Regions from separate parts of the Homo sapiens genome. Here all the other regions are linked to region 3. Evidence: chromatin contacts called from ENCODE Hi-C or POLR2A ChIA-PET data. All regions are on one chromosome and are shown on one strand. The core of a region is the stretch at or near the end of the contact, and the rest is flanking DNA. Distances in the headings are between cores, read along the strand shown. Region 1 holds the start of POLDIP3 (DNA polymerase delta interacting protein 3). Region 2 has its middle 22 kb from the start of SNU13. Region 3 holds the start of DDX17 (DEAD-box helicase 17).

Region 1 (4,224 bases), core at 284-2,783, 4.1 Mb before region 3:
AAGGAGCCCGGCGTGGTGGGGCGGGCCTGTAATCCCAGCTACTCAGGAGGCTGAGGCAGGAGGATTGCAGGATCGCTCTTACCCAGTTTCTTTCTTTCTTTCTTTTTTTTTTTTTTTTGAAACGGAGTCTTGCTCTGTCGCCTAGGCTGGAGTGCAATGGCGCGATCTCGGCTCACCGCAACCTCCGCCTCCCGAGTTCAAGCGATTCTTCTGCCTCAGGCTCCTGAGTAGGTGGGATTTCAGGCCGTGCCACCGCGCCCGGCTAATTTTTTTCTTTCTTTTTTTTTTTTTCAGTAGAGACGGGGTTTCTCCGTGTTGGCCAGGCTGGTCTCGACCTCCTGACTTCAGGTGATCCACCCGCCTCAGCCTCCCAAAGTGCTGAGATTACAGACATGAGCCACCGCTCCTGGCCTCTTACCCAGTTTCTGCACGGAGCTCCTGATGCCTGATGGCCAAGAGGACATAACCCCACCTGTTCTAAGGGCATGGAGTGTATTTTTAGAGTGATTGGACAAAATATGTGCCGAACACCTACGTCAGGTCTGGCGCATGCTGGAGGCTGGGGTTATATCAATGCAAAAGCCATTCCCTGTATTTAACACGTAAATGAATTAGTCTCTTTAACTCTCCCAACGCCCTATAAATTATTTGCTCCATTTTACATATTAAACGCTGTCACGAACTGAGCTGCTGTGTGAGGCCGGGGCCGGACTTATCTTTCTGAAGCACAGAGAAGCGGTTATACGCAGAAGTTTGGGAGAACTGGGTAAGGCCGCACACATGGAAATTGCCAGTTTCGTGGGTCCCAACGTCAATACTGTGGGCAACCTTAGACCGGCTCAAAGCGCAGCTGGGGACGGTGATGAAGTGCAGAGCGTCCACAGCCAGCGACAAGACTGCCAAGCAACTGGCAGCCTGAGTAACGGAGAAAACAACGAAAAAAACGCATTCACCACCTACCAACAAGAAACAAAAAACACGACCACCCCACAGTCAGTCTACTTTTTAGGCGTGAATAAGGTCGGGCAGATCGCAACTCCCAGGCATCCCGCAAAGTAGGCGGGTCACCTTGAGGGCGACCTTTACCCGCTCAAAAATTCGTCTCACATTAGCAGTGAGGATTCGGGCGTCACCCCGAATCGTTATTTTCCTTACTCATAAGTTTAAGGCATAAGGACGTTTTTAGTTTATTTCCTAGGTAATGAATTCTATTCTCATTAGGCGTATGATGACTATCGTAGTTGACTGTTGAGGTCATGATCCAGTTCCATTGAAGTTTGTCTCACTTGTTAATAATGTATTTTGTTGCTTTTCATTTAATTTTTTCCCTCGAGGAAAATAAATAATTCATAATGTGCCGAACTTCCGTATGCAGATGAGCAGCCAGCACCGCGAAGGCTCACGGGGAACGTCCCCGCCCCTTCCGGTTCTTGCCTGCTTTGAGCTGGCTGTCGCGAGAGTTGGTCCGCGGACGCCGGAAGTAGTTCGTCGCTCCCTAGCGGCCGAAGGGGCGGGCTCGCGGGGTCTCGACTGCTTTCGGCTTGCTCGGCGGAGCAAGATGGCGGACATCTCCCTGGACGAACTCATCAGGAAGCGCGGGGCGGCGGCGAAAGGACGGTGAGAGGCCTTTCCTTTCTTCGGGGTTTAGGGTCCTCGGCCTAGTGGAGCTCGAGGCGGGGGAGGTAGCGATCCGGGAGCGACGCGGAGGACCGGGTGCGCCCGCCCCCGACCACAGCCGCGCTCCTCATTGGCCGGCTGCCGCCGTCCCCGCCGTGGCCCCGACCGCCCGCCCACTGGCCGAGGCGCAGTCCCTCTGGCGGCCCTGGGAGGCCGACGGGGCCGCGGCGGGGACAGGGTGCCGCCTCGTGGACCTGAGGGGCTGCCCCCTGGGGCCCCCGCGTTCCGGGGTCCTGGGGTCTCGGCGGCGCAGCCTCCTTGCCTGTGTGGACTGGCATTTGGGCCCCGCTCCGTGATCTCGGCGCTGCCTGGTCTCCACCCATCTTAGAGTTGAGACAACCGAAGTTTAGTAGCGGGGAAGTGACTTGCTCCGACCGCCGAAGCTGAGGCGCAAGCCCAAATCCCCCTGCACGCGGCCCCTGTTAACACTCGCCTCTCTTTGTGCGGCGTTTTAAGTTTTCTGAGCCCTTTCATATACACGATGCCTCATTTAATCTTTTACAGTCCTGTTGTCTGCTAGCTATTCATGTTACCCACCTTTTACTGATGGGGAACTTGAGGCTGGAAGTGGTAGAGTGACTTGCCCGAGGCCACGGAGAACTGAGCGGCGGGCTGAGCGCGATTTAATTGCTGGCTGAGTTGGCCTCCTACATGGGCTTGAAAAACTGGTGTGTTGGGCAGGAGATTGGTTATTTCCTTAGGGAGAAGAAAGTGCTTGAGCTGGCTGAGGAGCCATGGAGGTGATTTGCAGTCATGTCTCCCAAACTTCCCCTAGACCCTTAAATGTTGTTAGTCATTTCAAGCCTTCGTGAGCTGAGTTCATCTGTATGAAGAAGTGAGAACTTTGCCCAATAGTTTCCCAACACACATTAAGTTTAAATGTCTTTGTAAATAGCCAGGATGTAAATATGTTAGATATTGTTTTCTCAGACATTTGTTCTCTCAGCAGATGTTTATTTTTATTTTTATGTTTTTTTTGAGACGGGGTGTTGCTCTGTCGCCCAGGCTGGAGTGCAGTGGTGCCATCTCGGCTCACTGCAACCTCCGCCTCCCCGGTTCCAGCGATTCTCCTGCCTCAGCCTCCCAAGTAGCAGGGACTACAGGTGTGCACCACCACGCCCGGCTAATTTTTGTATTTTTAGTAGAGATGGAAGTTTCACTGTGTTGGTCAGGCTGGTTTCGAACTCCTGACCTCAGGTGATCCTCCCGCCTCGGCCTCCTAAAGTGCTGGGATTACAGGCGTGAGCCACCGGCCCGGCCATTCCGCAGATGTTTATTAATACCACCCGTATGCCTGTGGTTAGGTTTTTCTCTTGATGTCTGAAATGTATCCCTCACCTCCTTCCCCATCCTGGACACTTGTATCAACTACAACTGCCACCACCACCTCATAATTCGCAGCCAGCACTTACCTGGCTTGTGGTTCGTAACGGGCACACATTAGTATTTGTTTCCTCAACTACTGACTGTGAAAGCTCTCTCAGATCTCCATCTAGTGACTGATGTGAAGCTGGTGCTGGCTCCTCTGGCCACTTCTAAGTCCATCCACGTTTTGTAGGTTCCTTTGGAAACGACAGAATGATCCACCCCAGGTTCTTCTCTCTCTGAGGTCACTCCGCCAGTTTCTGACTGCAGGTGGACTGCACTGTAGTCTATTTGATCTCTATGTTTTTGGTTTTAGTGTGTGCAGAGTTTTGTGTTGGGCAGTAGGTGGGGCTGCAGGAATGGGGGGTGGTTATGTGTGGATCCACAGGAACAGGGGCCTTGCAGCTGGATACACCTGGCACTTGCCACTGTTGGGTTCTGTTTCCCTGGCCAGGGGAGTTCTGAACTAGGCAGTTTCCTCACTTGGAATGGTGATTCCTGGTTGAGCGGGATTAAATGTGAGAAGGGTTTTTTTTGTTTGTTTTTTTGAGAGGGAGTCTCACTGTATTGCTCAGGCTGGAGTGCAGTGGCACAGCCTTGGCACACTGCAACCTCTGCCTCTTGGGTTTAAGTGATTCTCCTGTCTCAGCCTCCCAAGTAGCTGGGATTACAGGTGCCCGACACCACGACTGTCTAATTTTTGTATTTTTAGTAGAGATGGGGTTTTACCATGTTGGCCAGGCTGGTCTCGAACTCCTCACCTCAGGCCGAACCCGCTCGGCCTCCCAAAGTCCTGGGATTACAAGCATGAGACACTGCGCCGGGCCAGAAGGTATGTTTTAAAGTTTGTGCCATGTGGCAAGTGTTCAGCAAAGGCTGGTAATTATCTTGGACCTTTCCTTAAAGGCATAGAAGCACACAACGCCCCTGGAGCATAGGTGAGCACTGGGACTCTAGACGCAGACCACCAAGCTTCCAATCCCTGCTTCTCCCACTTTCCCTAGGACCGTCTGCAAGTTACTTAACCATTCCTTGCCTTTCTTTCCTTATGTATAAAACCTGAGTAATATCTACTTTATTAGGTTATTGTTAGGACTGAGTGAATTAATATACCTGAAGTGCATTGAAAAGTTCCTGACAACGGGTACTTAAGTGCTTGATAGACGTTAGCTTTCGTTATTG
Region 2 (4,270 bases), core at 928-3,427, 3.2 Mb before region 3:
GCAGGAGAATTGCTTGAACCCAGGAGGCGGAGGTTGCAGTGAGCTGAGATCACGCCATTATTGCACTCCAGCCTGCGCAACAAGAGTGAAACTCCGTCTCAAAAACAAAAAAAAAAAAAAAAAAAGGTCATGTTTCCACCAGACGCGGTGGCTAATGCCTGTAATCCCACCCAGCACTTTGGGAAGCCAAGGCAGGTGGATCACCTGAGGTTAGGAGTTTGAGACCAGCCTGGCCAACATGGTGAAACCCCATCTCTACTAAATACAAAATTACTACTACTACTACTAAATACAAAATCTCTACTAAAATACAAAAATTAGCCGGGCGTGGTGGCTCACGCCTGTAATCCCAGTACTTTGGGAGGCCAAGGCGGGTGGATCACGAGGTCAGGAGTTCGAGACCAGCCTGGCCAACAAAGGGAAACTCCGTCTTTACTAAAAATACAAAAATTAGGCATGGTGGGGGGCACCTGTAATCCCAGCTACTTGGGAGGCTGAGGCGGGAGAATCACTTGAACCCAGGAGGCAGAGGTTGCAGTGAGTCGAGATCATGCCACTGCACTCCAGCCTGGGCAAGAGAGCAAGACTCAGTCTCAAAAAACAAAAACAAAAATTAGCTGGGCGTGGTGATGCCTGTAACCCAGCTACTCGGGAGGCTGAGGCAGGAGAATTGCTTGAACCCGGGAGACAGAGTTTGCAGTGAGCCAAGATTGTGCCACTGCACTCCAGCCTGGGCGACAGAGCGAGACTGAGTCTCAAAAAAAATAAAAATAAATAAAAATAAAAGGACCAGGTGCGGTGGCTCACGCCTTTGATCCCAGCACTTTGGGAGGCCAAGGCAGGCAGATCATGAGGTCCAGAGTTGGAGATCAGCCTGGCCAACATGGTGAAACCCCTTCTCTACTAGGAATACAAAAATTGGCTGGGCATGGTGGCACATGCCTGTAATCCCAGCTACGTAGGAGACTGAGGCAGGAGAATCACTTGAACCCGGGAGGTGGAGGTTGCAGTGAGCTGAGATGGTGCCACTGCACTCCAGCCTGGGCGACAGAGCAAGACTCCATCTCAGAAAAAAAAAAAAAAAGAAAGAAATGGTCATGTTTGTCTTCTGGATCTTTGTAGTCATAAATAAATAAATAAACAAACAAACAAATAAATAAATAAATGGTCATGCTAAAATTGCAGGGTAGCGAGGAACACTAGAAGTGCTGGCATGGCCCACGAGCCGCCTGAGTCCTCAGAAGATAGAAGTCCACGTAGGATTTGCTTCCATACATGATGCAGAGAAGGTTGCATCAGGGTCCTTACAGTCAGGGGCAGTGTGGCTTAAACAAGAAAGGCTGAATACATAGCTCCCGTTCCAGTAAAACCTGGGTGTGTTTCCTCTCCTAATACGGATGCTAATGAGGATGGAATTTCTGGATAGTCGGCAGGGAGAGGAAGTGGATGACTAATCTCCCTCAGAGCTCGTGGTCCTGCCCTGCCTTTCTTCTGTTTTTTTTGTTTACTTTTTTGTTTTGTTTTGTTTTGAGGTTGGAGTGCATTGGCGCGATCTCTGCTCACTGCAACTTCCGCCGCCCGGGTTCAAGCGATTTTCCTGCCTCACCCTCCCGAGTAGCTGGTATGATAGGCGCCTGCCACCACGCCCGGCTAATTTTTGTATTTTTGGTAGAGACGGGGTTTCACCGTGTTAGCCAGGATGGTCTCGAACTCCTGACCTCAGGTGATCACCCCCACCTCAGCTTCCCAAACTGCTAAGATTACAGGCGTGAGCCACCGCGCCCGGCCTCTTCTGGTTTTCAACAAGACATTAAAACAAGACATTACAGAAGGGGAAAGGCTGAGAGGTAAAAGGCTCATCTTCCCAAGTAACCGCAGTTTTCGTTGAGTGTCATTCCAGACGTTCCCTCTGCACCTGGCCTAGAAGTAAACAGACATATGTGCATCCGTGTGTTTGTTTCAGTTTTGGCCAAACGGATTCGTGTTCTCGAGCTGCTGCGGCGGCCACAAGGAACCCGGATGCCGCTGAGCTTAGCCCGCCAGACTCTCCGGCTTATGGCTCCCAGGCCCAGGCACCCGGCCTGCCTCGTCCGTGGCGCGCATGCGCAGGCCCAGATCGGCGCTCCGCGCCGGCTGTGTCGCCACCTGGCGGATGGAAGCGCGATGGCCGCGGTAGAAGTCAAGCGCCAGAGGGCACTCCATGCGGATACCCAAATCTGAGGTTGCCCAAGTCCCTGATGTAACATGGCGCAGTATTTGCATATGAACTACGCACGGCCTCCCGGATACTTTAAATTATACTCTAGATAATTTACGATACCTAATAAAATGTAAATGCTATGTCAATAATTGTCATACTGTATTATTTATGGAATAATGACAATTTTGTTGTTGTTGAGACAGAGTCTCGCTCTGTCGCCCAGGCTGAAGTGCAGTGGCGTGATCTCGGCTCACTGCAACCTCCTTCTTCCGGGTTCAAGTGATTCTCCTGCCTCAGCCTCTCGAGTAGCTGGGATTACAGGTTCCCACCACCACACCCGGCTAATTTTTTTATTTTTAGTAGTAGAGATGGGGTTTCACCACGTTGGCCAGGCTGCTCTCGAACTCCTGACCTCAGGTGATCCGCCCTCCTCGGCCTCCCAAAGTGCTGGAATTACAGGCGTGAGCCACCGCGCCCGGCGGGCTAATGACAAAATTTAAAGTCTGGCCCGGCGCGGTGGCTCACACCTGTAATCCCAGCATTGTGGGAGGCCTGGCCGGGTGGATCACCTAAGGTCAGGAGTTTGAGAGCAGCCTGGCCAACATGGTGAAACCTCGTCTCTACTAAAAGTAAAAAATTAGCCAGGTGCGGTGTTGTGCGCCTGTAATCCCAGCTACTCGGGAGGCTGAGGCAGGAGAATCGCATGAACCCAGGAGGCAGATGTTGCAGGGAGCCAAGATCGCGCCACTGCACTCCAGCCTGGGCGACAAGAGCAAGAGTACAGACGCAGCCATCGATTTTTTCCCCAAGTTTTATTTATTTATTTATTTATTTATTTTGAGGCAGAGTCTCGCTCTGTTGCCCAGGCTGGAGTGCAGTGGCGCGATCTCGGCTCACTACAACCTCTGCTTCCCAGATTCAAGCGAGTCTCCTGCCTCAGCCTTCCGAGTAGCTGGGATTACAGGTGCACGCCATCATGCCCGGCTAATTTTTTGTATTTTTAGTAGAGATGGGGTTTCACCATGCTGGCCAGGCTGGTCTCGAACTCCTGACCTCGTTATCCGCCTGCCTGGGCCTCCTAGTGTTAGGATTTCAGGCGTGAGCCAGCACGCCTGGCCCCCAAATATTTTTGATCCATGTAGGTTGAATCCATCGATGTGGAGCCTGCGGATGCAGAGGGCCAACTGTATCTATTGAGTGCCATGTTCTTTTACGTATTTTCTCATTTTCACCATGTGACGTTATTATAAGAATGTGGAAGCTAAGGCTCAAAATGCCTCATAAACTGCCCAAGGTCACTTGTATATATGATGGCACTAAGATGTAAATTTGCTAAATCAGCCTCGTGAGCTTCCAAAGGCCTAACCAATTCCACTGGAACATGGTATTTCTTCTCTCCTGGGTGGGGGACTCAGCAGGCAGAGAAGGCATCATTGATTTACAGAGAAATATCACTCTGTTGCTGTTTATCACAGACCTCGGGTGATTTGTCTAACATTCACATACCTGCCTGGCTCTGGTAGGTGTTTGACCTCTGAACTCTCATTCTCTCCATTTTGGAAGTAGGAGGCAAAGGAGCGTAGGCTTGGGCATAGTGTGCACAGCAAAGCCAGCCTGGAGCTCACCCCAGGGCTGCTCTTCACTAGCTCCAGCATCCAGGGTCGGATACCAAGGGCTCAGTGGGGCTACTCCTTGCCCTCCTATTGCAGGTGACTGGCTGTGACTAGTGTAATTTCAATCTACCTTGGTAGATTAACCCCCTATAGAATCCAGTTTCCAAACTTGCTCCATTTAAGGGGAATGGTCCAATTTCTCAACAATTTCTAAGCATCTAATGGGAGAATTATCTTCCCCTCTTGCCCAGACACGTAAGGAAATACAAAAAAATACAGTATCTCCTTTCAAACAGAAACAAAAGCAATAACAGGTTAAAAAAAAAACCTATAAAGCTTAGAGCCAAGAATCCAAAGCTGAAAGGAGTAATTTGGCCCCTCCTACACTCTTCCTCATGAGGTGCTGCTCATTCTAGTCCTGAAGGACACAGGACCTGCAAACCCTTACTCACATCCT
Region 3 (3,909 bases), core at 175-2,674:
CCAAATCTCCCCGCTTCTACCCATCTGTTGAATTGAGACGTTAGATGGGCCCGTCTCGAGGGCCCTAACAGCTCAACAGTCGTGTGACGCCATTTGGCCAAGCTTGCGGGGCTTCAAAATGCAGTTTGAGACGACAGGAAGCAGGTAAGGAGAGGGAAGCCAGTCTGGAAGGAATTGAGCGGAGAACGTGGACTAGCCTGGTTAAACACTTGTCCTTAGCCTTCGCCCTTTCTGTGTCTAAAGACCATCGCTCTGAAACCTTGTTCTCCTGAGAGTGCTGGGGTCTTCTCCGGGCCTTCTGAGGAGCGCCGTTCAACGGCAGCAAAGGGCCCACGGAGTCCACTGGGGCTCCAAGCAATTTTTTTTTTGAGACGGATTCTTGCCCCGTCGTCCAGGATGGAGTGCAGTGGCACGTTCTCGGCTCACTGCGACCTCCGACTCCCGGGTTCAAGCGATTCTCCTGCCTCAGCCTCCCAAGTAGCTGGGACTACAGGCACCCGCCACCATGTCCTGCTAATTTTTGTATTTTTCGTAGAGACGGGGTTTTGCCATTTTGGCCAGGCTGGTCTCGAACTCCGGGACTCAGGTGATCCTCCCGCCTCGGCCTCCCAAAGTGTTAGTATTACAAGCGTGAGCCACCATGCCTGGCCTCCAAGCACATTTTGTTTCTGTATTAGCAACAGCTGTGCTCGGCCAGGGACGGTAAAAATATACGGTTCAGAAAATGCACCTCAGTGTGAACCAAATGTAGCTGAGGGCACTTTAACCTGGAAGGGACATCGCCACCTCACAAACTCCGGAAAGAAAGGGACACGGCTCTTCCATCATGGCTGCCGGAGACAGAGCAGCGAAAGGCAACGGAAAGGAAATGGCGCCGGGGCCCGCCGCCATTCTCAGCGGGCCCAGGGCGGTGGGGCGAGAGGGCTGGCGGCGCCATATAGGAAGGCCAGCCACGGAATTTAAGACCCTCCCGGCCTCTGGCGCCAGAGGACTCTGAAACTTGATAACAATATGGAGGACGGTTATTGTCTCTGCAAAGCAACTTCTTCAAGCCGGCCGCGGGGTCTGTACCGAGATCGGAATCAGGCAAAATCCTCTATTCTCTAAACAGAATGCGTTACGCATACTGCGCATCTTAGCAACAGCAGGCCGGCTAACGACGCAAAGAATGTTACGTCGCACCAGAGGCGCTTCCTCCCACCTCATCCCACGTTCTAGTTCGGGTGGCGCGAGAACTCTACGCTCGCTCCGTACTTTGTTTTTCTTGTACAGACCGCAAAATACACCCATCGTCGCAACTGACGTAAAGTGCTTCCAAGAATACCCGTAGTTCCCCGCGGAGCCCTCGGGCTATTCCGAGGCGCTGTTTACGTATCGTCTCCGCCGTACGCAGCGTTAAGTTGGAGCCGACTCAGCGGCGGCCGCCATTTTGTGCAGTCGCTGGGAAGGAAGGAGACGCCTAAACCGCGGCACTGCCCGGTTTGAGCGTAGCCAAACCTGCCCACCGGCTTTGTAGCCCCGATTCTCTGTGTTTTGCTCCCGTCTCCGACGAGAGAGGCGGCGACGGTGGCGTCTGCGACGGGAGACAGCGCGTCGGAGCGAGAGAGCGCTGCGCCTGCCGCCGCCCCAACAGCGGAGGCGCCGCCGCCATCGGTCGTCACCAGACCGGAGCCGCAGGCCCTCCCGAGCCCGGCCATCCGTGCCCCGCTCCCAGATCTCTATCCTTTTGGGACCATGCGCGGAGGAGGCTTTGGGGACCGGGACCGGGATCGTGACCGTGGAGGGTAAGGGTGGGGGAGGAGAGGAGAGGCCTGGCGTGGGGGTGGGGGAGTTGCTTCTTGGGGAGGCCCGGCGGACTGCGAGCCTGGGAGCCTTGCTCTCGACCCGGGAGGCGAGGGGAGGCGACTCGAGGCGAGACAGCGGTTTCGTGCGCGGACCTCGGCCCCGGGGTCACTCGGGACCCGAGGAGGGCGGCCGCTTGGCGACGCTGGGCCTCTCCGTGCGGACGGCCGTCGTGGCGCGGCCCGGCCCCATCCCAGCCCCGCGGGGGATCGGGAGGGGCGGCCTGGCCGCATCAGCCCAGGCCCGGGCTTTGGCGCCTCGCCTGGTTTCCCGGCTCTCGAGCCGGGCCGCTTCGGGCGGGCTGTTCGATGTCTCCAGGCCTCGGCGTTCATCTGAAAAACGCGGATCTTCCTGAGAGAACACTTCAGCCCAGGAAAGCCTTACACGAAATGGCACCCTTGACGTTCTCTCCCCAGAGTTCACTGTTTAAGGCACGGGAGACGAAAAGACCAACTTCTCATTTTTAGAAATAGATTTTAATTCTCTTCAGTTATATTTTAAGTCGGAGGAAATGCATTGGGATGTAAAGCAGTGGAGTTGCTTGCCATCTAAATGACCGTGTTTGGGGGAAGGATGGGTTTTTGGGTCGTTACTTTAGTTTTAATCTTAATATTTCAGCCTTTTTTCTCTAATTGGACTGCAGCGTCAACTATTCTGCCTCGCTAGAAAGTTCTTGGTATTGTGGACCGGGCGTGGTGCCTCAGGCCTGTAATCCCAGCGATTTGGGAGGCCGAGGCGGGCGGATCACCGGAGGTCAGGAGTTCGAGACCAGCCTGATCAACATGGAGAAATCCCGTTTCTACTAAAAATAACAAAATTAGCCTGGCTTGGTGGCGCATGCCTGTAATCCCAGCTACTCGGGAGGCCAAGGCAGGAGAATCGCTTGAACCCGGGGGGAGGAGGTTGCAGTGAGCCGAGATCGCGCCATTGCACTCCAGCCCGTGGCAAGAGCGAAACTCCGTCTCCCCCGACCCCCCCGCTTCCCCAAAGAGTTACGTGACGCCACTTGATATGTGTGTGTGTGACCTTGGTCAAGATCCTACCTTTTGTGAGCCTGTTTCCTCTGAGGAACGTGATAATTGCCTTTACTTTGCTGTGTTGTCAGGAATTAAGAGATAATGGATGTAATAGTCTCACTGTAGTAGGCGCTCTGTTAACGATATTTTCTCCAAACGTTTTTGTCTTTTGTGGTTCAGATCCACAACTGCTGGATTTACTAGTCTCAAGCACTTCAGTTGCCACTTTTTACAAAATTATTTTGATTTATACCTTATTAGGAAGGAAAATATTTTATCTCATTGTTTAGAGGATGAGAGGTGGAATGTTTGCTTCGCGTGTGACAGTATTGCTAAGTTTAGAAGTGAATTTCAGTTCATTGACTTAGAAAAAGAACTTGAGATTATCTAGGAAAGTTGAAAACGACCCAGCAATTCCTCCCTAAGCTTTATACCCTAGACTGTAATGCCTAGAGAAATCCTTGCACAGGTACCCCAGGATCCTTGTACAGAAAAGTTTATATACCAGCATTCGTGCTAACAGGATATTGGAAACAACGCAAATGTCTCCATAAATTGTGGGTATTCGTACAATTGAATCAGCCGTGAAAAAGAGAAAAGAACTTGGATTAATGTGGATAAGTCACAGAAGTGTTGAGTTAAAAAGCACGTTGTGGTAGGGTGACACATTTAATTAAGGATATGTGCAAATATGATAGGAAAGGGAGTGGTTAACAAAATTCAAGGTAGTGGTTATTAGGGTGAAAGTTGTAAGCTTGAAATAGGCACATAGAGGGGCTACAAGTTACTAATAGTGTTCTATTTCTTTACCATTGGTGTTTGGTTTAATATTTCCTTTCACCATATATATGCTTTAATAAGTTATTTGAAAGGAAAAAAGTGAATTACTGATCCATACTTTGAGTATCAGATGACATTTTTTAAAAATTTCAAACGAACTAGCCTTCTTTCATAAGATCTGTGCCCCAACTCTCCCTTTCCCAAGAAATGTTCTTGATTATTTGAATTGCTGTTGTTTCAACTGAGTGTTACACAGTTGAAGTGGTGGTTA

Evidence for each region. A loop is a pair of places that touch in the nucleus more often than their neighbours do. ChIA-PET counts read pairs that join two places held with the same protein, here RNA polymerase II (POLR2A). Pooled maps may share reads with other maps.
Region 1: a pooled map shows a loop between it and region 3 (21-fold over the local background). The contact joins the promoter of POLDIP3 here to the promoter of DDX17 in region 3. A Hi-C loop is called at or near these places in 5 of 50 pooled maps. POLR2A ChIA-PET finds 5 or more read pairs at or near these places in 2 of 52 experiments (H1 and activated CD4-positive, alpha-beta T cell).
Region 2: a loop to region 3 is called in a pooled map, with 5 times the contacts of the local background. The contact joins the enhancer-like site here to the promoter of DDX17 in region 3. A Hi-C loop is called at or near these places in 2 of 50 pooled maps. POLR2A ChIA-PET finds 5 or more read pairs at or near these places in 2 of 52 experiments (H1 and T-cell).

What each region holds. Positions count from the first base shown.
Region 1 is chr22:42,612,192-42,616,415 of GRCh38, reverse strand. It overlaps POLDIP3 (DNA polymerase delta interacting protein 3), which reads left to right and starts at 1,533. Exons shown (of 9, transcript NM_032311.5): 1 at 1,533-1,617. The coding sequence starts at 1,559. It overlaps RNU12 (RNA, U12 small nuclear), which reads right to left and starts at 1,172; the gene lies at 1,023-1,172. LOC124905127 (a long non-coding RNA gene) reads left to right here and starts at 1,637. Exons shown (of 2, transcript XR_007068118.1): 1 at 1,637-4,224. RefSeq lists enhancers at 546-675, 1,326-1,385, 1,466-1,645, 1,138-1,681, 1,682-2,225 and 1 more and silencers at 1,116-1,175, 1,716-2,045.
Region 2 is chr22:41,664,703-41,668,972 of GRCh38, reverse strand. No RefSeq gene overlaps it. Among named protein-coding and RNA genes, the nearest start is that of SNU13, 22 kb to the left of the region's middle. Within about 2 kb of position 2,177, at least 39 of the 41 ENCODE cell types and tissues checked have a DNase peak (open chromatin) inside an H3K27ac peak, as active enhancers do.
Region 3 is chr22:38,503,826-38,507,734 of GRCh38, reverse strand. DDX17 (DEAD-box helicase 17) reads left to right here and starts at 1,424. Exons shown (of 13, transcript NM_006386.5): 1 at 1,424-1,784. The coding sequence starts at 1,498. RefSeq lists enhancers at 589-998, 576-1,467, 1,399-1,588, 1,468-2,359 and silencers at 1,679-1,948, 1,979-2,148.